Linked DNA regions of Homo sapiens: region 2 is linked to region 1. Evidence: read pairs that join two places in POLR2A ChIA-PET (ENCODE). Cell type or tissue: Panc1. All regions are shown on one strand. Links, peaks and the distances in the headings refer to the core of each region. The heading gives the core; the rest is flanking DNA.

What was found. Peaks named below come from ENCODE experiments on the same cell type or tissue, not always from the same donor. Only the 100,000 strongest peaks of a DNase experiment are listed, where the experiment ranks them.
Region 2: POLR2A ChIA-PET joins it to region 1 with 10 read pairs; 3 of 35 experiments call an interaction of 5 or more read pairs at or near these places.

Annotation. Positions count from the first base shown.
Region 1 is chr17:8,200,623-8,212,759 of GRCh38, forward strand. AURKB (aurora kinase B) reads right to left here and starts at 9,953. Exons shown (of 9, transcript NM_004217.4): 1 at 9,908-9,953; 2 at 9,555-9,627; 3 at 7,116-7,218; 4 at 6,949-7,003; 5 at 6,554-6,745; 6 at 6,128-6,266; 7 at 5,869-6,017; 8 at 4,594-4,768; 9 at 4,112-4,422. The coding sequence starts at 9,602. The coding sequence ends at 4,249. RefSeq lists enhancers at 3,077-3,577, 9,185-9,844, 9,406-9,455. In Panc1, for the core only: no CTCF peak of the experiment used is centred there; no DNase peak of the experiment used is centred there; H3K4me3 peaks cover 694 bases; H3K27ac peaks cover 427 bases.
Region 2 is chr17:8,336,528-8,348,664 of GRCh38, forward strand. It overlaps ODF4 (outer dense fiber of sperm tails 4), which reads left to right and starts at 3,313. Exons shown (of 3, transcript NM_153007.5): 1 at 3,313-3,978; 2 at 8,816-8,950; 3 at 9,141-9,519. The coding sequence starts at 3,525. The coding sequence ends at 9,325. LOC124903916 (a long non-coding RNA gene) reads left to right here and starts at 1,530. Exons shown (of 2, transcript XR_007065607.1): 1 at 1,530-1,764; 2 at 1,896-2,231. In Panc1, for the core only: no CTCF peak of the experiment used is centred there; no DNase peak of the experiment used is centred there.

The DNA of each region.
Region 1 (12,137 bases), core at 3,949-8,948:
GCTTGCAGTGAGCCGAGATTGTGCCACGGCACTGCAGCCTGGGCGACAGAGCGAGACTCCGTCTCAAAACAAAAAACAAAAAACTCTAAACAAAGAAAAGGAAGGGGCGCTTGATTTTTCAAGTCTCCAGCCTTGTCCTCTTCTAAGTGTACTGTCTTGTAATAAACTCTCACTTGGCTTAAAATCAGTTCTCCCTTCTGCCTTAAACCTTGCCTTTGGCCGGGTGCGGTGGCTCACGGCTGTAATCCCAACACTTTGGGAGGCCGAGGAGGGGGCGGATCACGAGGTCAGGAGTTCGAGACCAGCGTGGGCAATATGGTGAAACTTCGTCTCTACTAAAAATACAAAAATTAGCCGGGCGTGGTGGCGCGTGCCTGTAATCCCAGCTACTCGGGAGGCTGAAGCAGGAGGATCGCTTGAACCCAGGAGGCGGAGGTTGCAGTGAGTCGAGATCGCGCCATTGCATTCCAGCCTGGGCAACAGAGCAAGATTCCGTCTTGAGAAAAAGCAAAAACCTTGCCTTTATCTCGTTTGAATTCTTGCCCTCGAGAAAACAGAGGAGAGAGGTTGCTGCAGAGTTGCAACTCCGGAGTTTCCCGGATAGCTGCAGGCTTACCCGCAGGTAACAGTAGAAGTAGGAGTCAGCGTTAAGGCTGTGGGAAAATAGGTGTCCTTCATTATTGCCGGTGGGAGTGTAAACTGTCCACCACTTAGAGGGGCATTTTTGGTGATATCTATAGACCGTTTACCTGCGTGTACCCAGCATTACCACGTCTTTCTCTAGATGCTGGTACTCTCCATTGCCATGTCTTTCTTCAGATGTCCCCTAGAGGACAACTAGAGACCATCACAAAGGTGCACAGGAGGCACTCAAAAGACACTGGCCACAGTGCAAAGCATTGGAAATAATCTGCATGTGCATCCAGTAGAAGAGCTTTAAAAAAAACCCTAGGGATATCCTTATTAAAAATTATAGGCTGAAAGGCCGGGCGCGGTGGCTCACGCCTGTAATCCCAGCACTTTGGGAGGCCGAGGCGGGCGGATCCCGAGGTCAGGAGATCGGGACCATCTTGGCTAACATGGTGAAAACCCCGTCTCTACTAAAAAATACAAAAAAAAAAAAAAAAATTAGCTGGGCGTGGTGGTGGGCGCCTGTAGTCCCAGCTACTCGGGAGGCTGAGGCAGCAGAATGGCGTGAACCCAGGAGGCAGAGCTTGCAGTAAGCCGCGATCGTGCCACTGCACTCCAGCCTCGGTGACAGAAGACTCTGTCTCAAAAAAAAAAAAAAAAGAAAGAAAGAAAATTACAGGATGGGTGAAGTGGCTCATGCCTGTAATCCCAGCACTTTGGGAGACCCAGACGGGTGGATCACTGGAGGTCAGGAGTTTGAGACCAGCCTGGCCAACATGGTGAAACCCATCTCTACTAAAAATACAAAAATTATCTGGGCGTGGTGGCACATGCCTGTAATCCCAGCTACTCGGGAGGCTGAGGCAGGAGAATCGCTTGATCCTGGGAGGTGGAGGTTGCAGTGAGCTGAGATTGTGCCACTGCACTCCAGCATGAGTGACAAAGCAAAACTCCGTCTCAAAAAATAAAAAATAAATAAGCACCCCGCCCATTTCTTTCTCCCTAGAGATAGCCAGTTCCAAGTCTTTTCACTGTTTTATTTTGATTTGCTTTGGGTATTTACCATACTTTTTTTTTTCTTGAGGCGGAGTATCACTTTGTCGCCAGGCTGGAGTGCAGTGGCTTGACCTCGGCTCACTGCAACCTCTGTCTCCCGGGTTCAAGAGATTCTCCTGCCTCAGCCTCCCTAGTAGCTGGGACTACAGGCACACACCACCATGCCCAGCTAATTTTTGTATTTTTAGTAGAAGCAGGGTTTGACCATGTTGGCCAGGATGGTCTTGATCTCTTGACCTCGTGATCCGCCCGCCTTGGCCTCCTAAAGTGCTGGGATTACAGGCATGGCCTACTGAGCCTGGCCTACCATACATTTTTTTTAAGTTGTTAAACAACAGTCACGTATATTTTATTTTTATTTTTTTAATTTTTACGTTCTCAGGGTGTACAAGTACAGATTTCTTTTTTTTTTTTTCAAAAGGAGTCTTGCTCTTGTTGCCCAGGCTGGAGTGCAATGGCGTGATCTCAGCTCATTGCAACCTCTGCCTTCCGGATTTAAGCAATTCTCCTGCCTCAGACTCCCAAGTAGCTGCGATTACAGGCGTGCACCACCACACCCGGCTAATTTTGTATTTTTTTAGTAGAGACAGAGTTTCACCATGTTGGTCAGGCTGGTCTCGAACTCCTGACCTCAGGTGATCCACCTGCCTTGGCTTCCCAAAGTGTTGGGATTACAGGCCTGAGCCACCACGCCCAGCCCCTACCATACGTTTTTAAATCACATGCTTCCGTTGCTGCTTCTTAAGTTTTCAGTTTTAGGCATGACCTGTTTTTTTCCTGCTATAAAATTCAAGGAATTCACTCTTCCACCCCACTGCCACCATAATTTTGGTTAGATTTATTCATTTGACAGTAGTTACTGAGTGTCCTCTACATTCCGGGTACTGTTCTAGAGGCTTGGTGTAAAGCAATGAATTAAGAAAAAAAAAAAAAAATCAATCAATCCTGCCAGGCGCAGTGGCTCACGCCTGTAATCCCAGCACTTTGGGAGGCCGAGGTGGGCAGATTGCTTGAGGTCGGGAGTTCAAGACCAGCCTGGCCAACACAGTGAAACCCCGACCCGGTCTCCACTAAAAATACAAAAATTAGCCAGGAGTGGTGGCACATGTCTGTAATACCAACTACACGGGAGGCTGAAGCAGGAGAATCACTTGAGCCCGGGAGGCGGAGGCTGCAGTGAGCTGAGATCACACCACTGCACTCTGGCCTGGGCGACAGAGCAAGACTCTGTTTCAAAAAAAAAAAAAAAAACTTGTCCAGGCGTGGTACGCCTGTAATCCCAGCACTTTGGGAGGCCGAGGAGGGTGGATCACCTGAGGTGAGGAGTCCGAGAGCAGCCTGGCCAACATGGTGAAACCCCATCTCTACTAAAACTACAAAAAAATTAGCCAGGCTTGGTGGCGTGCGCCTGTAATCCCAGCTACTTGGCTGGCTGAGGCAGGAGAATAGCTTGAACCTGAAAGGAGGTTGGAGGTTGCGGTGAGCCAAGATCGGGCCACTGCACTCCAGCCTGCATGACAGGGTGAGACTCCGTCCTGCTGTGTAGCCAGGCTGGAGTGCATTGGTGCGATCTGGTCTTGCTGCAGCCTCCACCTCCCGGGTTCAACCGATTCTCCTGCCTCAGCTTCCTGAGTAGCTGGGACTACAGGTGTGCACCACCACGCTCAGCTAATTTTTGTATTTTTAGTAGAGATGGGATTTCACCATGTTGGCCAGGATGGTCTCGATCTCCTGACTTTGTGATCTGCCTGCCTCGGCCTCTGAAAGTGCAGGGATTACAGGCATGAGTCACTGCGCCCAGACTTAACTGTTTTTTTGTTTTTGTTTTTTTTTTTAAAGACTCTGAGTAAACTATGAGTAGAATAGGCCCTGTTTAACCTGATAAAGGGTATCTATCAAAAACCTACAGCAAGCATCATGCATAACAGTGTAACCTCATGTCAGGAACAAGACAGAATCACTGCTGCTTCTATTGGCTCCTGTACTAGATCCTGACCAGAGCAGTGAAATAATCAAAGACAGCTTCTAGGGTACAGAACTGTTTAGTTGCTCCTACGTTGGCAAAGGGGCAGAGAATGAAACAGAAAAGGAAAAACTAGAAGTTGGACAACCAAGAGAGAGGTGAAAGAAGGTGGCCAGAGATGGCTGGTGTTCCAATGTAGCAATGGGGAGCCAGGGCCCCCAGTGCCCCTGGGCTGTGGGAGTCTGAGCAACGGAAAGAATAGACAGTGAGGGTAGAGGTGGAAGTGGGGGTAGGGGTTGGGGTGGCTGGGAGCTGACCAGGTGGGTGTCAGAGCTGAGAGGGTAGGGTGTTACCAGGGATAGCAAAGTAATGCTCATCCCGGCTCCTCAGGGTGAGCCAGCTCTCCTTCTAGGGAACAGCTTCCTCCACAGCAAAGCCTCCACCTAGAAACATCTACACTCATGAGTACAAAAAGCTTCAGCCTTTATTAAACAAAGGAGGAGGTAGAAAACAGATAAGGGAACAGTTAGGGATCCCTTCTTTCCCCTATACATACACAGACATACAAACACACGCACCCGAGTGAATGACAGGGACCATCAGGCGACAGATTGAAGGGCAGAGGGAGGCAGCACCCTCCGAGAGTTGGCCCGGACCCAAGGGTGGGCTGAGACCTGGGCCAGGGGCAGCCGTTCCGAGGGGTTATGCCTGAGCAGTTTGGAGATGAGGTCCTGGGCTCCCATGGGCACGGAAGCGGGGAACTTTAGGTCCACCTGCAGGTGTGAAGAGATGGAAGGGCTGCATTAGTTTCACCCTGGCTACATCTTCCTTGACTACCCATTCTGTTTGGAGTTACTTAGGGCCATGCAAATACACTCTGCCCACCCCCAGCCCCCCAGCTCCTGGCTTCAGCAGCTGGCACGAAGCCCAGGCCGCCCTCCCACCTTGACGATGCGGCGATAGGTCTCGTTGTGTGATGCACTCTCAAAGGGTGGGTTCCCCACCAGCAGCTCATAGCAAAGCACTCCAATGCACCACAGATCCACCTTCTCATTGTGCATGCGCCCCTCAATCATCTCTGGGGGCAGGTAGTCCAGGGTGCCACACATTGTCTTCCTCCTGGGAGGGATAAGGGGCGTGGGCAGGGGTCCTAGTGACATAGGAACTCTCCTTTCCCTGCTGCCTGACGGCTGGGAGCCAAAAGACCACGGGATGTACCAGGGGAGAGGTCCAGCCAGGCAAGGCCACTGGAGTGGGGGTGGGGTTGGGGTGATGATATATCCCAAAGCCCCAGAGGTGAGCCTGCACACAGCCCAGCAACTCCACACTGAAGGATATATCTTAATAAGATACCCTGATATGAGGGCAGTGTTCATTTGGAGTTCACTGGGGACATCTCTAATGCCCATCAGGCATGTTCTGGTTAAATAAATCAGCTACTATGTGATACTATGAAACCATTAAAAAGTGATGTGGGAGGAAAAAAGGCCACTGCTCCGGGCTTTTTTTGAGAGAGTCCAGGCTGGAGTGCAGTGGGGCGATCTTGGCTCACTGCAACCTCTGCCTCCCGGGTTCAAGTGATTCTCATGTCTCAGCCTCCCGAACAGCTGGGATTACAAGTGTGCACCACCATGTCTGCTTAATAAATTTTGTGTTTTTAGTAAAGATGGGGTTTCATCATGTTGGCCAGGCTGGTCCGCTGGTCTTGAACTCCTGGCCTCAAGTGATCCACCCGCCTTGGCCTCCCAAAGTGCTGGGACTGGTAGGCGTGAGCCACCGCGCCTGGCCAAAGTTTTACCATTGGCCCCTACAGGGATCAAACCTGCGACCTTGGGGTTATTAGCACCACACTCTAACCATTTTTTTTTTTTTTTTTTGAGACAGAGTCTCGATCTGTCACACAGGCTGGAGTGCAATGGCGTAATCTCGGCTCACTGCAACCTCCGCCTCCCAGGTTCAAACAATTCTCCTGCCTCAGCCTCCCCAGTAGCTGGGATTACTGGCGTCCGCCACCATGGCCGGCTAATTTTTGTATATTTAGTAGAGACAAGGTTTCATCATGTTGGCAAATCTAGTCTCGAACTCCTGACCTCAGGTGATCCGCCCTCCTCGGCCTCCCAAAGTGCTGGGATTACAGGTGTGAGCCACGGTGCACGGCCCCTGGAGAGGTTTTAATGGCCCAGCCTCACACCCAGGTCTGGCCTCCCAGGCCACCATACCTCAGGGAGGGCGCATGCACAGACCAGCCGAAGTCAGCAATCTTCAGCTCTCCCTTGAGCCCTAAGAGCAGATTTTCTGGCTTTATGTCTCTGTGAATCACCTTCTTCCCATGGCAGTACATTAGAGCATCTGCCAACTCCTCCATGATCTGGGAGGGGCAACGACAGGCAATCAGACAAGGATGGACCTCCAGCTACAAGCAGCACACCCTCAGCCTCGAGCCCCCTACTGGCGCCCCAGGTGCCCACCCGCCCGGACCGTGGCTGTTCGCTGCTCGTCAAATGTGCAGCTCTTCTGCAGCTCCTTGTAGAGCTCCCCGCGGGGGGCATACTCTAGAATCAAGTAGATCCTCCTCCGGTCATAAAAATAGTTGTAGAGACGCAGGATGTTGGGATGGCTGGGGGAAGAGACAGAGGAGGCCTCAGGCCAAAGGCATAAAAGAGCTGGAAAAGATGATAGGAGCAAACTGGGGTCAGACGTGGCCCAGGCCGGGGACACCAGGGCTGGGAGTGGTAAGGGGAAACTGGAGGCAGATTTCTGGATTCAAGGCTTGCCAGGACTAAGAGCTAAATGGGGCTCACTAGCCATAGCTACAGAGAAAGCAATCTGGATGAAGTGGGGCTGAATGAGGAGCTGGGGGTGAGGGAGCAGAGGGGCTTCGGCTCAGGGGGCATCAACCCATACTGCAGGTGGGCCTGGATTTCGATCTCTCTGCGCAGCTGATGCTCCACGCCCTCCTTCTCTATCTGGGACTTGAAGAGGACCTTGAGCGCCACGATGAAATGGCTTTTCTTCTCCCGAGCCAAGTACACGTTTCCAAACTTGCCTTTGCCCAGAGGACGCCCAATCTCAAAGTCATCAATTGTGAAGTGCCGCCTGCTTAGAAAGTGGAGGAAGGCAACTCAGAACCGGTTTTGGTTATTAAGAGGTTTGCTTTCTCTCTGCTTCCTCATCCCATCCTGTCCTCCGCCCCACTTGTCTTCATCCCTACTCCTCCCGTGCTTAGGTTTTATCTCCCCGACTTCCTGCCTGTTCATTGTCCCCTCACCCCCGTCCACCCCCAGGCTTGGGGCACTTACGTTAAGATGTCGGGTGTCCCACTGCTATTCTCCATCACCTTCTGGCCAGGGGCAGCTAAGGAGAGAACAGGTAGGTTGAATGCGAACAGGGATGACCTTCTCATCCCTAAACCCTCCCACAGACGGTCATCTCCCCAGCTCAGTCCTCTCCCCCTTGCGCCAGTTACCTGTGGGCTGGACATTGGAGCGGCTCATGAGGACAAGTGCAGATGGGGTGACAGGCTCTTTCCGGAGGACTCGCTGGGGCAGGGTGCTCAGGCCAGATGGAGCCTGAGAAGGAGCAGGGGGTAGCTCTGAGGGTGCCTTTGTCTGATGACCGGGGTGGAATGTGCTGCAAGCAGTATTTCAGCCCCTTGCTAAAGAGCCACCCACCCACCTACCCCCAATTCAAAGAGAAACACTGATGTGACAGTTTTGCTTCCCAGCCTCTGCTCATAGTCCCATATTAAAATGGGTTATTAATAAACAACCTAGGGCTGGGCGCAGTGGCTCCCGCAGTCAGGAGTTCAAGACCAGCCTGGCCAACATGGTGAAACGCCATCTCTACTAAAAATATAAAAAATTAGCTGGGTGCGGCTGGGCGTGGTGGCTCATGCTTGTAATCCCAGCACTTTGGAAGGCCGAGGCAGGCGGATCACAAGGTCAGGAGTTTGAGACCAGCCTGGCCAACACAGTGAAACCCCATCTCTACTAAAAATACAAAAATTAGCTGGCCGTGGTGGCACGCTCCTGTAATCCCAGCTACTCAGGAGGCTGAGGCAGGAGAATCGCTTGAACCTGGGAGGCACAGGTTGCAGTGAGCCGAGATCGTACCATTGCACTCCAGCCTGGGCAACAGAGCTAGACTCCATCTCAAAAAAAAAAAAAAAAATTAGCCAGGTGTGGTGGCAGGCGCCTGTAATCCCAGCTACTCGGGAGGCTGAGGCAGGAGAATCGCTTGAACCTGGGCGGCAGAGGTTGCAGTGAGCTGAGATCGCACCATTGCACTCCAGCCTGGGCAACACAGTGAGGCTCCGTCTCAAAAAATAAATAAATAAATAAATAAATAAATAAATAAATAAAAAATAAATAACCTAAGTAGGCCTAAGATAAGGGGCAAAGGACTCACACCAACACCTAACATTTCACTTCTTTGGCCCTGGCCCACACTTTTCAGGCATGAAGCTGTTCAACCTGTATAAGTCCTGTCCATAACAACACAGTCATTCATCCAGCCCCTCACTTACACCACAGTAGAGAGCTGCGTCAATGAACACCCACAATTCAAGGGGTTTAGCACAGAGGTATTCTCAAAGTCTCCTAAAAAGCTTAGTTTATTAAGGCTTAGATAAGATGCTTGAGGCCTTGAATGTTATAGCAATAACCAGGATTTACACTTTTGCAAGAACAGGCTTTAAGGACACTAAGAGCTACCCTGATGGCCCTGGACCACTTCTCACTTTCAACTTCTTCATTTTTTTTTTTTTTTGAGATGGAGTCTCGCTCTATTACCCAGGCTGGAGTGCAATGGTGCCATCTCGGCTCACTGCAACCTCCACCTCCCAGGTTCAGGCAATTCTCCTGCCTCGGCCTCCTGAGTAGGTGGGATTACAGGCACATGCCTGGCTAATTTTTGTATTTTTAGTAGAGACGGGGTTTTACCATGTTGGCCAGGCTGGTCTCGAACTCCTGACCTCAGGTGATCCACCTGCCTCAGCCTCCCAGTGCTGGGATTACAGGCGTGAGCCACCTACCTGGCCTCACTTTCAACTCTCAAAATAATAGGTACATTTTCTTTTAGGAGTGACTAAGGTAAAAGTGACAATGGTTTCTCATTCAGACTCCATTCCTGACAGCCTCACTCAGTGCTCCATGAGGGAGGGAGCTGATGTACAAGGGAACAGACAGACTCTCCAGGAAGCAAGAGCTCCAAAAACAGGGAGCAAAGCCTGTGCAGGGCCCCTTCCTTCTTCTGCAGCCAAGAGAAGAAAGCCCCTAGGCCCCAAATAGTGATATTGGTACCAATCTACAAATAAGCAAGTTGAATAAAATACAGTCCAGAAATAGACCCACATATATGTGGGAATTTATATATATAATAAAGGTGGCATTTCAAATCAGAGAGGAGGCCCTTCAATGAAATCTGTCTGGACCATTGGGAAATAAGTCAATTTAGATCCATTTAGATTCTTACCTCAATTTAGTCATTAATTCCAAATTGTAATTTAGACTTGCCCTGGGCCTTTTAAACTGTAACTTTATATCCTTTTAGAGTCTATTTCTATTTGCTGTCTAGTTTTTTTTTTTTCAGGATATGGATTGGGAATCATGGCCTGAAGGCCAGGCCCTGCCTGCTCAGTCCCAGATATCATTTGTATGTGACGAGCCCTGCAGAGGTCCTCACCAGCTGGGAGTCACTGGCTGGTCAGATTCACGTTGGCAGCACCTGACAGGATGTGGCTACAAATGACCAGAGCGGGTTCTGTCGTCAAACTTGGGACCCGTACTTTGGAGCATAACGGGGAAGAAAGTGCTTAAAGGATTGCTCATTGCAGGATCTCAAGTTTCCCAGCAGGAACTCGCCATGCGGGGTCATGGGGGCGCAGGGACGGAGGGAAGGGCCTTACCGTCTGTCGGCCGTAGGGCCAGGGGTAGGAGTTCTCCTTCTGGGCCATCCTTAGAGAGAAAGGGGGAGGAGAGCTGGGCGGAGAAGGGAAACAGCCGTGAGAAGCAGAGAAAAAGAGAGAGAGAGGGAGGGGTTGGACCGATCGAGCCGGAAGCGCTAGCCCGAGCTGGTAAAAGGGAGCAGGTCAGCACACTAGCCCCAATCTGGGCGCTGGTCTCACCGCCCCCGCCCTGCTATCGTCCCTACCTCCTTCCAGCCCTGCGGCGTGCGCGCAGGCCAGCCCAACGGACCCTCTGATCTACCTGATCATCTGCCCACTCCCGGCGCAAGGCCTGCGACAGGAGGCCAGCTCACCTGGGGTCCAAGGCACTGCTACTCTCCCGGCCGCCCGCAAACAACTGAATCTGCCACGCCGCGCCCTGGCCAAGGACTTTTCAAATCTCCCGCCCCGGCCCCATTGGGCAAGCTCGTCGCCCATGCCTAGTTCCCATTGGCTCGATGTCCTGTGACGTAAGTCATGGGAACCCAATGGAAGAGGCGGAATGAGAAGGGCTCACGCTTGGCTTCCAGTTTAGGAAAGTTTCCCCAAATTCCCCCAGTGAATTATCTTGCTTTTTCTTTTCTTTTTTTTTTTCCTTTTTTGAGACAGGTCTCTCTCTGTCGCTCAGGCTGGAGTATAATGGTGCTATCTGGGCTTGCTGCAACCTCTGCCTCCCGGGTTCAAGCGATTCTCGTGCCTCAGCCACCCGAGTAGCTGGGATTACAAGCGCCCGCCACCACGCCTGGCTAATTTTTGTATTTTTATTAGAGACGGGTTTTCGCTGTGTTGGCCAATCTGGTCTCGAACTCCTGTCCTCAGGTGATCCACCCGCCTCGGCTTCCCAAAATGCTGGGATTACAGGCGTGAGCCACCGTGCCCGGCCTTCTTCTTTTTATAAAAAAAATTAAATCTTTAATGTAACTGGAGTTTATCCTTATGCATGTATGAGCTGGGGTCTAACTTCTCTGCCCGATGGAGCGCCAGTTATGTCAACACCATTTGTTAAACAAACTGCCCCAACAGAATTTAAATGCTGCCCTTGATATATAATGTTAGCATATTTACTTGTGTCTATTTCTAGACTTTGTATTCCGTTGTTTGCTCATTTGCCTGTGTGTTTATTCTTGTGTCATTACTATGTCGTTCTTAAAAGTTCTGACATTCCTGGGAGGAGTTTTTCCACCAATAGACCTTTCGTTGCAAGATCTCTGTTAGCTGCCGTGTTGTTTGGGCCCACTTTCATTTTTCCTCCTTCCTGCCACACTTCCTTCTTTTCTGCTCTTCCTAACCCTCAGATTTCATTACTGGGTTAAATAAATACATTTTTGGGCCTTCTATGAAATAACCAGTGGATATTTATTAAGTATGTACTGTCCAGCACTCTTCTCCTTTCTTCTAACACTCTATTTTTCCTTTAGGGGACCACCTGTCTCTCCAGTCTATGCAGTCGGTTTCTGTAGTAGTTTCTGTTGCTGACAACCCCAAATCCCTAGGTTGATGAAGACCTATTTAAATCTCACTTTTTTTTTTTTTTTTGAGATGAAGATTCGCTGTGTTGCCCAGGCTGGAGTGCAATGGCACAATCTCAGCTCACCACAACCTCCTCCTCCAGGGTGCAACTGATTCTCCTGTCTCAGCCTCCCGAGTACCTAGGATTATAGGTGCATGTGACCACGCCCGGCTAATTTTTGTATTTTTAGTAGAGACGGGGTTTCATCACATTGCTCAGGCTGGCCTCAGGTGATCCGCCCGCCTTGGTCTCCCAAAGTGCTTGGATTACAGGCGTGAGCCACTGCGCCCAGCTTTATTCCCACTTCTGAAAGCACTTAGAGTTTTGAGGATTTGAGAAGGAAACTGACTTCATTGCAGGTCCAGAAATGAGCCCCAATTAACTTATACTAATCAATACCTTTTATTCCAGATTATGGTTATTGGATCAGGCATAAGCCTGTGATTTAAGTGGGCCAGCTAGTGGGAATCAGTTTCTTGCTCAGAATGCTGGGCAGCTCAAGGAAACACTTAACGTTTACTGGTTTATCATAAAGTGTATTACAAATGATATAGATGAAAAGATGTATAGGGCAAGGTATGGAGGAAGAGATTTCTGGAAGTGAGCAGGGAAGCATGCAGCCCTCATTGCTGCTTCTAGTGCTACTGAAGGAAGCAGCTTGACATTGAAGCCTAACATTGCAGAAGGCAGAAGAGAGGCCTGGAAAGAACTTCAGGACTTGATGACATTGTTGAGCCTCTACATGCCTACGTTAGCACTTTTCTTACATGAACAATAGAGAAGATTATTATTCAGCTAATATCCTTTCTGAATGCATTCTAAATGCTATTTGCTGTTTAAGCATATTGTGTAGAAAAAACAAACCATGGCTAGGCTTGGCGGCTCACGCCTGTAATCCCAGCACTTTGGGAGGCTAAGGCGGCTGTATCACTTGAGCCCAGGAGTTTAAGATCAGCCTGGGCAACCTGTGAAACCCCGTCTCTACAAATAAAAAAAAAAAAAATTAGCCAGTATGGTAGTGTGTGCCTCTAGTC
Region 2 (12,137 bases), core at 2,383-7,382, 130 kb after region 1:
CCAGCTACTCGGGAGGCTGAGGCAGGAGAATGGCATGAACCCGGGAGGCGGAGCTTGCACCACTGCACTCCAGCCTGGACGACAGAGTGAGACCCTGTCTCAAAAAAAAAAAAAAAAAAGATTCTGTCTTCTGACCCAGTGCCCCAACTGTAGCTGCTTGTTCTAAGGATGACACTCGTCCCTGGCAGGGCCAGAGAATGCTTGGACTTGGGACTGAGAGGTCTCCCCTCCAGCAGCTGGAGGGGTCTGATACACAGCTTGGAGTGTGAGGGCCATGTTTCCCACCATGTGGACCAGAGCAGAGGAAGAGGCTGGTCTGCAGAGACAGAGGAAGACGCCCAGGGAGGGGCAGAGACCACAGCCAGAAGAAGCGCCCTCACAGGCTTTGAATTTCAACTTTCAACCATTCCTGAGGTCCCACTGCACAGGTGACATCAGGATTCATAGTTCACTCTCCTTTTGCTTACAAGGAGAGTTAATTTGGAGAGTTAATCTGTTCCATGATTTGCAGATGCCACTGACTGGCAAGGATGCTTGCCAGGAATTATCTTCTGCATTTTTGCTCTTTCCCTGTTTGCTAGTGAAAGACTGTAAAAACAATTAAAATGATAATTTAACAACATAATTACCAGTTGCTGGGAATTTACTATGAACTAGTGAGTGCTTTTTGATCATTATCTCATTCAGCACTCTTACCAAGTCTATGAGAAAAATATTGTTCCTGTGTTACAGATGAGTAAACTGAGGCATAAGGAAGCTATATGACATCCAGGTTCACAGGGCTATTAAGAGGAAGACCCGGCTGCATGTGGTGGCACACACCTGTAATCCCAAGACTTTGGGAGGCTGAGACAGGTGGATCACCTGAGGTCAGGAGTTTGAGACCGGCCTGACTGACATGGTGAAATCCTGTCTCTACAAAATACAAAACATTAGCTGGGCGTGGTGGCTCATTCCTGTAATCCCAGCTACTTGGGAGGCTGAGGCAGGAGAATTGCTTGAACCCAGGAGGCGGAAGTTGCAGTTAGCTGACCAAGATGGCGCCATTGCACTCTAGCCTGGGCAACAAGAGTGAAATCCCATCTCAAAAAAAAAAAAAAAAAAAGGCGGGGAAGACCCATTTTTCATACCTTTGCCTGTTGGACCCCAAAGCCTATGTTCTTTTTTTTTAGACAGAGACTCCTTCTGGCCTGAGTGATGAAGGAAGACTGTCTCAATAAATAAATACATAAATAAATAAAATTATAACAATCTCAGAAGGCATGACACCTCTAGGACCCATTCTCATCCTACATCCTCCTCTTTCTGGTGCTGAGAAAAAAAAGAAAGGAAAAAGAAAAGTCAAAAGAAGAGGGAAGGAACTGGTGGTGATTGACTAGCAGTGAGTAGAGCTGGGAGGGAGGTGAAGGGTTGGGGAAAGCAATGGGAAGCTCGATGACATCTTTGCAAGACATGTCCAAAGAACAATGGAGGGAGGATCTTTTCCTGGGGATAAGCTCCTGCTCCCTCCCCCTGCTCCATCAGTGAGCATTTGGGGTTGGGGTTAGGGCAGAGGAACTAGGAAGAGAAAAGGGGACTGTCCTAGTCCATTTTGTGTTGCTATAACAGAATACCTGAGGGTGAATAATTTATAAAGAAAAAAGGGCTATTTGGCTCACAATTCTGATGGCCAGAAAGCTCAAGATTGGGCATCTGTTGAGGACGTCAGGCTGCTTTCACTTATGGTGGAGGCAAGGGGGAGCTGGCTTGTGCAGAGATCACAAGGTAAGGGAGGAGCTGAAACTGTGCCCCAAACAGTTAAATAAACCAGTGATTAACAGACATTTTCGAGTTTACAGGATGGCAGCTAAGAAACAGCTTGCTGAAATGCTGAAAAATCCCTTTGCTTATAACAGGACTGGCTGAAATCAGTGGGAACCCGTATGGCTGACAGCAATCCGCACAGAACGAGCTTGCTGATGTCACAGCCTGAATTTCCACCTGCTGTTTCATACTAACGCCACCAAATTTGCACATGCAACCCACGAAGAACCTTGGAGATAACCAGACATGATTAAGGACTTTCTAGACTTCTCCTTTCTTTCCACCAATCACCCGCTAATCCCAGAATCCTCCCCCTAAACCTTTTCTAATAAAAGTACTGCCTTAAGACCAGCAAAGAGAGACAGATTTGAGCTGGATTCCCGTATCCTCGTGGGTCAGCTCACAATAAAGCTTTCCTTTTCTCAAAACCTAGTGCCCTAGTATTGGAGTATTGGCTTCTATGCACATCTGGCAGCGAGCACTTTTGCTTGGTAACAGCGCCAGGTTCTTTTTAACAACCAGCTATTGCGGGGAGCTAATGGAGTGAGGTCTCAGGGAAGGCGTTAATCCAATCACAAGGCATCTGCCCCCATGACCCAAACACCACCCACTAGGCCCTCTCACCTCCCATCACCACCACACTGGGGAGCAAATTTCAGCATGAGGTTTGGTGAAGACAAATTAACCATATGCAGACCACAGGAGGGCCTCTCACATACCATTGCTCATATGTAAAGGGAGGCAGAAGCTGGAGGGAGGTGTCAGATCCACAGTTCTGAGCTGTGGCCTGAGAAACAGGATTTCCGGAAAGAGTTAGAGCTGGAGCCACAGGCCAGGCAAGGTGGCTCACACCTGTAATCCCAGTGCTTTGGGAGGCCAAGTGGGGAGGATCTCATGAGGCCAGGAGTTTTTTTTTTTTTTTTTTGAGGCTGAGTTTCACTCTTGTTGCCCAGGCTGGAGTGCAATGGTGCGATCTCGGCTCACCGCAACCTCCGCCTCCCAGGTTCAAGCAATTCTCCTGCCTCAGCCTCCTGAGTAGCTGGGACTACAGGCATGTGCTACCACGCCCAGCTAATTTTGTATTTTTAGTAGAGATGGGGTTTCTCCATGTTGGTCAAGATGGTCTCGAACTCCCGACCTCAGGTGATCCACCCACCTCGGCCTCCCAAAGTGCAGTGATTACAGGCGTGAGCCACCGTGCCTGGCAGAGGCCAGGAGTTTGAGACCAGGCTGGGTAACATATCAAGACCCCATCTCTACAAACAATTGAAAAATTAGCCAGGCATGCTGGCACAATCCTGTAATCCCAGCTACTCAGGAGGCTGAGGTGGGAGGATCACTTGAACCCAGGAGTTCAAGGTTGCAGTGAGCCAAGGTTGTGCCACTGCATCCCAGCCTGGGCAATAGAGGGAGACCCTGTCTCTCTCTCTAAAAAAAAAAAAAAAAAAAAAAAAAATTGCTGAAGACTTGGCTTCCCTCCCCCATCTCACTGTGCCCCAGGAAAATTCCGTGGCAGTTAGGGGACCTGGCCTGCTGAATGGGTTGGGGCCTTCTCTTGGATCAAGAGTCTCTTATTTGATCGAGGTCTGTTATTAGACTTCCTCATTCTTTCTCAGACCTCAGGCTGCATGGTGGCAGCTGATGAAAATATCCAAAAGATGAGAAGAGACAATTGAGTCTGGTGAGGGAAAGGGGAGACAGAGGGTGAAGTGGTGCTCAAGATGGATGCAGAGTACTCTGGGAATGAGTTCCCCAGGTCAGAAGGAGAAAGAGACCAACATCAGAGACCTGGAAAGGAAAGGAAGAGTGGGGAGGCAGGATGGGGCACAGGTGAGCTGGGACAAGATGGGAGACTGCTGTCCTCCACCCTCTCCCTCAGTAGTAACAGGTCCTTGGGCCAGCGCCAGAACTCTCCGCTGCCCTTTCAATGGAGAATCACACACAGCTTCCGCTGGATGGCCCAGGTGTTGGCCTCTGAGCTCAGCCTGGTTGCCTTTATCCTACTATTGGTCGTGGCCTTCTCCAAGAAATGGCTGGACCTCTCTAGGAGCCTCTTCTACCAGCGCTGGCCCGTGGATGTCAGCAACAGAATCCACACATCAGCCCACGTTATGTCCATGGGGCTCCTGCACTTTTACAAATCCAGGAGCTGTTCTGACTTAGAGAATGGGAAAGGTGAGCCCCTCCACCCCCCATCCCAGCCCAGGCCGCCAGCCTGTCTTGGCCTCTGTATCTGCACCCTGGATGTATTCTTGTTCCCTCTTTCTGGTCATCTTTACTTTTTGGCCTGCAAGATGGTTCCACTGGCACTGAGACCTCCGATGATCGTTTCTCATCCTGTAGCCTGGCTAAATAGATTTGATTGGTGCAATGGAAAATGTCACTGCTTTTGATAAAACCCAGAGCCAAATCTGTGCTTCTAAGAATGCTGTGAGAGAGTTGGGCATGGTGCTGCACACCTGTAGTCTCAGCTATCCAGGAGGCTGAGGTGGGAGGATTGCTTGGGCCCAAGAATTTGAGTCCAGCCTGGGCAATTTAGTGAGACTCCTGTCTCAAAAAAAAAAAAAAAAAAATCAGGCTGGGCACTGCGTCTCACACCTGTAATCCCAGCACTTTGGGAGGCCAAAGCAGGCAGATCACCTAAGGTTGGGAGATCGAGACCATCCTGGCTAACATAGTGAAACCCCGTCTCTACTAAAAATACAAAAAATTAGCCAGGCGTGGTGGCACATGCCCGTAATCCCAGCTACTCTGGAGACTGAGGCAGGAGAATTGCTTGAACCCGGGAGGTGGAGGTTGCGGTGAGCCGAGACCGCACCATTGCACTCCAGCCTGGGCAACAAGAGTAAAACTCTGTCTCAAAAAAAAAAAAAAGTTACGAGGGGCATGGACTCAGCACAAGAGAATCATTCATTAATCGCCTAATTTACCAGGGACAAGAGCCCCAGTGAGATGGGGGTTTCCTTAGTCTTGTGTACCCAGAGCTTTGAGAGGACTCCTTGCAATGTCCCCTCTCAGGCCCTGATCCCACACATTCTCCTTTCCTTCTGCCTCAGGCCTTGCTTTTCTGGATCATTTTCCTTTTTCCACATCTGGCTTCTGTGTTCCTTCTTTCCCTGAATTCTTGCAGCTGCTTCATTCCTCATCCTTGTTTTTTTCTGTTTGTTTCGCTGATTTTTTTAGAGACAAGGTCTCACTCTGTCACCCAGGCTGGAGTACAGTGGTGCAATCATAGCTCACTGCAGCCTCGAACTTCCAGGCTCAAGGGATCCTCCTGCTTTAACTTCCGGAGAAGCTCAGACTACAGGCCGTGGCCACCACACCTGGTTCTTATTGTTGTTAGTCTCTGGTTATGCTGTTCCCTCACCCCTCAGGAATTTGGAGTTCTTTCCCTGCTCCTGGGGAAAACCAGAGCTTTTGACCCTTATTTCCATTTTTTCACTCTCCTTAGCATGAAAAAAATCACACAGCTATTATTTTCTGAAAGTATTATGTCCTTATCATATGAATATGAAAATATTCATATAATGAATTATGAAAGCATTATGAAAATATTATGTCCTTATTATAATAAATTTGGGGAAACAAAAGCTATCCTTTATTGTACACTTACTCCATTTGTTCAATTTAGTCCTTAGTCAATCCTAAGGGATAGGGATAATTATCCCTATTTTAGAGATGAGAAAATTGGGACTCAGAGAGATTAAGTACCTTGCTCAGGGTCATAAAGCTATTTAGATTGAACCAAATGACATGCTAATATTTGACTGCTTTTCACCTACAAAAGGAGAATTTCACATGGATCAACCTAATAATGGCAGGGTTGGAATTGCAACTCAGGTGTGCCTGGCTCTAAAACTCACATAGGCGCCTTGCTCTACGGAGTTACTCAAAGACAGCCAGGCTTTTTATTTTTATTTATTTATTTATTTGAGACAGAGTCTTGCTTTGTTGCCCAGGCTGGAATGCAGTTGCGGTCTCAGGTCACTGCAACCTCTGCCTCCCGGTTTCAAGCGATTATCCTGCCTCAGCCTCCCAAGTAGATGGGATTACAGGCGCCCACCACCATGCCCAGCTAATTTTTGTATTTTTAGTAGAGACGGAGTTTCACCATGTTGGCCAGGCTGGTTTTGAACTCCTGACCTCAGATGATCCGCCTGCCTCGGCCTCCCAAAGTGCCTCGGCTCACGGATTACAGGCGTGAGCCACCGCATCCGGCCAAACATCACTGATTTTTAAAATTTATTTAATTAGGATTAGGTGTGTATAAACAGTGAAAATTCAAAGAATACAAAAGATTGTATACTGAAGTGAGTCTGTTATCTCTTAGTATCCAGTCTCCCTCCCTAGTTTCTCCTGTTTCTTTCCAGAGACACTCTATTCAGAGACAAGCATCTATTTTTATTTTTATTTTGAGACAGTGTCTCACTCCGTCACCCAGGATGGACTGCAGTGGTGTGATTGTAGTTTATTGCACTGCAGCCTCAAACTGCTGGGCCCAAGTGATCCTCCCACCTTGAAGCTCCCAAGTAGCTGGCACCACAGATGCCACCATGCCTGGCTACTTTTTTTTTTTTAATTTGTAGAGACCAGGGTCTCCCTCTGTTGCCCAGGCTGGTCTCCAACTCCTGGGCTCAAGTGATTCTCCTGCCTCCACCTCCCAAAGTGTTGGGATTACCGGTGTGAGCCATTGTGCCCAGTCTATCACCTATCACCATTTTAAATGAACACACAATAACACAATGTATGGGGATAGTATAATTTATTTTACAAATCTCTTCTAAATCAAGGAGCTTATTGGACATTTTTTTTTTTTTTTGAGATGGAGTCTTGCTCTGTTGCCCAGGTTGGTGTGCAGTGGCATGATCTCGGCTCAGTGCAACCCCTGCTTCCTGGGCTCAAGTGATCCTTCCACCTCAGTTTCCCCAGTAGCTGAGACTACAGACAGGTGCCACTACACCTGGCTAATTTTTGTATTTTTAGTAGAGACGGGGTTTTTACCATGTTGGCCAGGCTGGTTTCAAACTCCTGACCTCAAGTGATCCGCCCACCTCAGCCTCTCAAAGTACTGGGATTATAGGCGTGAGCCAGCACACCCAGCCGACATATTAATATCTCTGCAAAGAAGATTCCTGTACTGAGATTTTGCTGCAGATCTCTGATTATTCCTTAACATAAATTCCAAGAAGAAGCATTGTAGGGTCAAAGAATGTAGATTTTCTGGATCTTTTGTACCAGATCATTCACCACAAATGCTGCCCACCAGGAGCGTATGAGAGGACCTCTTTTCTCTACATACTCTCCTATACTAGGTGTTATCAATCTTATTTTGATCTTTGCTAATTTGACAGTTTATATATATGTATGTAGAGATGGGGTTTCACCATGTTGGTCAGGATGGTCTCGATCTCCTGACCTCGTGATCTGCCCACCTCGGCCTCCCAAAGTGCTGGGATTACAGGTGTGAGCCACCGCACCCAGCCAAGTGTGTGTGTGTGTGTGTGTGTGTGTGTGTGTGTCTATATATATATAGACTGCAACCTCAGCTTCCTGGGATCAAGCGATTCTCTTGTCTCAGCTTCCCAGCAGCTGGGATTACAGGCGCATGCCACCATGCCCAGCTAATTTTTATATTTTTAGTAGCGATGGGGTTTCACCATGTTGCCCAGGCTGGTCTCGAACTCCTGATCTCAAGTGACCTGCCCACCTCGGCCTCCCAAAGTGCTAGGATTACAGGGGTGAGCCACTGCACCCGACACCAATTGTATATTTTTAAAGAGACAGGGCCTCCCTATGTTGTCCAGGCTGCTCTCAAACCCTCAGGCTCAAGAGATCCTCCCACCTCAGCTTCCCAAAGTGGTGGGATTACAGGTGCGAGCCACCATGCTCAGCCTCGATGGTTTTTCACAAATCACATTTAATTAGCAATTCTTTGTGTTGAGCTTTATATGTTTATCAGACATTTGTACTCCTTCTTTGGAGAATTGCAGTTTAAGTCCTCTGTACATTTTTTCTGTTGAGGTATTCATTTGCATGTGGTTGAGGTTATCAAACAATATCCATATCAAGGATCTCGGATTGTTTAAGAAGTGAAAGCAATATTTCATTTTTATTTCAAATGTGCATTTCTCTGATTATTAATGGGTCTGTACATTTTCTTTCTGTCTTTTTTGTTTTTTGTTTTTTGCAGGCGGCGTCTCGCTCTGTTGCCCAGGCTGGAGTGCAGTGGCTCACCACAACCTCCGCTTCCCAGGTTCAAGCGATTCTCCTGCCTCAGCCTCCGGAGTAGCTGAGACTACAGGCATGCACCACCATGCCCAGCTAATTTTTGTATTTTTAGTAGAGACGGGGTTTCGCTATGTTGGCCAGGCTGGTCTTGAACTCCTGACCTTGTGATCCACCTGCCTCGGCCTCCCAACGTGCTAGGATTACAGGCGTGAGTCACCGCGCCTGGCGGTACATTTTCTTGTATTTGCTCATTTGATTATGTTTCATCTTTTGTAAATCCTTAGTTGATCTTGTTTGTTTGTCATTTTCCCCAGGCAGTTTTAAGCTGTGGACAATCAGCCCATGTTTAAGGTGGCTAAGTTAAGCTTCAACCTGACCCTGGGGCTGGGCCTCGTCCTCACCATCTGGTTGCACCTGCCCTACCTGCCCGCTGTTCAAAAATTGCCCTTTGTGGGCTTCGGGACCATCTTGAGCTTCTGTGAAGGTGCCTCCTAGCTCTGGAAAGGTCCTTTGTTTTCCTAACCCCCATCTTCCTGGGCACTTCTCCCTCTTCTTTGGGGGTGGTATGAGGGTTTTGTGGGTGGTGGGAGAACAGAACCGAGAATCGAGTTACATCATTTCTTGGTCACAGGAGAGGTAGAAATGCAGGGGTTGACTCCTGGAACCTCAGGGCCAGTCACTCTGTGTGTGGTGATGTGGTTTGTGGCTGTAGCCTAGCAGATGAGGAAGAACCTCCTGTGGGACTCTTGTATGACAATGAGACCCTCTGCCTCCTGTCTCCTAGTCACCTTCATCTTCTCCACCCTCATGCTATTCCCCATTAACATCTGGATCTTCGAGTTGGAAAGGAATGTATCCATCCCCATAGGCTGGAGCTATTTCATTGGTTGGCTGGTGCTTATCCTATACTTCACCTGCGGTGAGTGGCCAGAGGGCCCTGGGGGAAGGAAGCGACATGGGTAGGGTAGGGCAGGGAAAGTGTGGAGGGAAGAGGCTGGCAATCCCCAGGGCTAGATTTTTAGGGTCTTATCTTCCCTTTGGTCTCACCCTACTTGTCACTTAACCTCCCAGTCACAACTTTCCTCTCCCCTGTCCCTGTCCTTTCCCAGCGATCCTTTGCTACTTCAACCATAAAAGTTTCTGGAGTCTGATTCTGAGCCACCCCAGTGGTGCCGTGTCCTGCAGCAGCAGTTTCGGCTCAGTAGAAGAATCTCCAAGGGCACAGACGATCACAGACACCCCCATCACCCAGGAGGGAGTCCTGGATCCTGAGCAGAAGGATACACATGTGTAATCTTTTCTGAACTCCTGGCACCAAGTTCTGTCCATTCATCTGACCCCATCTCCTCATCCTCCCCCAGCCCTTGAATAGGTTGGTCCTCATCATTGCAAGGAATGAGAAAGGGAGGATTTTGCACTCCTCTGCTTTCTCCCTGCCTTGATTGAGCTTGAGTGATGTGGAATAAATTGTCCGTCTCTTCTTTCTCATATCTGGCTGTTGTTGAGGCAAGCTAGAGGAGGAGGGAGAGGAAGGGAGAAAGAACAAGTTTGTTTTCCAGTTCTTCCTGCCCAGGAGCCTTTTGGCACCCGTTAGTGCCTAAACCTGCCCAACCTCTACCAGAACATACTTGTACATGGGCAAACGCCTCTGGAGAGCTAAACCTCTTTTTACTTTGTTACCCCTGACCCAACATTTGCTAGTTAGTGGGTGGAGGAGGTAGAGCTGATTAGGAGACAGATATCACTTGCCAACTTGTTGGCTTAAGCATAGTGAAGGATTCAAAAGCCAAATGGCTCAAAGATAAGAGGCAGGTTAAACAAGGAGCACCACAGCACAAGTGGTCAGCCCAGGTGTGTGTCCTGGGCAGCAGTCCCACCCTCTGTGTCCAGCTCCGATGACAGAGCGCATAGAGCCTGTGCCCTGGAAACCACCACTACCACCATCCCCCCAGGCTGCTATAGCTTTCCACCCAAGCCTCCCACACCCTCCACCATGTAACAGCAGGAATAAAACATGGCAACAAAGGAAAGCATTAGGGTTAGGTCCTAAGACCAAAAGGTAAGTTGCATATTTGGGTTTTAAAGTTAGCTTGGGGAATGCTGGCAATGCCCATCAGGCTTTGGACATGTTGCCCAGAGAGGCCAGCCTCCTAGGAGAGCATCCATAGCTGATCTTGGTCATGTCTATCCCTCCAGATGAAACCACAATACATCCTGCTGATTGGTAGAGCCCAGTGGTCTGTTTTGATAGGGCGCTGATTGGTGCGTTTACAATCCCTGAGCTAGACACAAAGGTTCTCCACGTCCCCACCAGAGCAGCTAGATACAGAGTGTTGATTGGTGCATTCACAAACCCTGAGCTAGACACAGGGTGCTGATCGGTGTGTTTACAAACCTTGAGCTAGATACAGAGTGCCAATTGGTGCATTTACAATCCCTTAGCTAGACATAAAGGTTCTCCAAGTCCCCACCAGACTCAGGAGCCCAGCTGGCTTCACCCAGTGGATCCCACACCGGGGCTGCAAGTGGAGCTGCCTGCCAGTCCCGCGCCGTGCGCCCGCACTCCTCAGCCCTTGGGTGGTCGATGGGACTGGGCGCTGTGGAGCAGGGGGTTGGCGCTCGTCAGGGAGGCTTGGGTCGCACAGGAGCCCACGGAGGGGGTGGGAGGCTCAGGCATGGCGGGCTGCAGGTCCCGAGCACTGCCCCGCGGGAAGGCAGCTAAGCCCCGGCGAGAAATGGAGCTCAGCGCCGGTGGGCTGGCACTGCTGGGGGACTCAGTACACCCTCCGCAGCCGCTGGTCCGGGTGCTAAGCCCCTCATTGCCCGGGGCCTGCAGGGTCGGCCGGCTGCTCCGAGTGCAGGGCCCGCCAAGCCCACGCCCACCCGGAACTCCAGCTGGCCCGCAAGCGCCGCGCGCAGCCCGGGTTCCCGCTCGCGCCTCTCCCTCCACACCTCCCTGCAAGCTGAGGGAGCCGACTCCGGCCTTGGCCAGCCCGGAAAGGGGCTCCCACAGTGCAGCGGTGGGCTGAAGGGCTCCTCAAGTGCCGCCAAAGTGGGAGCCCAGGCAGAGGAGGCGCCGAGAGCAAGGGCTGTGAGGACTGCCAGCACGCTGTCACCTCTCACAGGGACAAATTGTGAGTGGATCAGGTATGTTAAAAATATATGTATTAGGTTGGGCCGCGTGAGGTGGCTCATGCCTGTAATCCCAGCACTTTGGGAAAACTAGGTGGGCGGATCACTTGAGGTCAGGAGTTCGAGACCAGCCTGGCCAACATGGTGAAACTCCGTCTCTACTAAAGATACAAAAATTAGCCGGGTGTGGTGGTGCATGCCTGTAGTCTCAGCTACCTGGGTGGCTGAGGCATGAGAATCGCTTGAACCTGGAAGATGGAGGTTGCAGTGAGCCGTGATCGCGCCACTGCAGATTGAACCATATATGTTGTGTTAGTAGTTAAATGTGGCAATTTTATATGGTTCAACCTAATGTATATGATCGACTTTATTTATTTATTTATTTATTTATTTATTGAGACGGAGTTATGCTCTTGTTGCCCAGGCTAGAGTGCAATGGTACCATCTTGGCTCACCGCAACCTCTGCCTCCCAGGTTCAAGCGATTCTCCTGCCTCAGCCTCCCTAGTAGCTGGGATTACAGGCATGCACCACCATGCCGGCTAATTTTGTATTTTTAGCAGAGACGGGGTTTCTCCATGTTGGTCTGGCTAGTCTTGAATCCTGATCTGCCCGCCTCAGGTGATCGGCCCGCCTCAGCCTCCAAAGTGCTGGGATTACAGGTGTGAGCCACCACGCCCAGCTGACTTCTATTTAATATGAGCCCTGTCTGAGATTCTTGTTCTTACCACACCTGATCAGCAATTGTAGCATTCCTAACCCAGGAAAGATTCCTAACAAAGGAAAGATTCTGAGCAAGGAACATAATACAAGGGCTTGAAAATTAGGCACAACAGATATTCCACAAATCTCTACTCTGTATCCCACTTTAATCCTCTCCCCAGTAGCGAACAAGGATTTACTAGGGGACTTACTGAACTAGTCATCCTGGAGGAAGGGACACCAAATAAAGGAATGTCATGGTCTCTGCCTTAG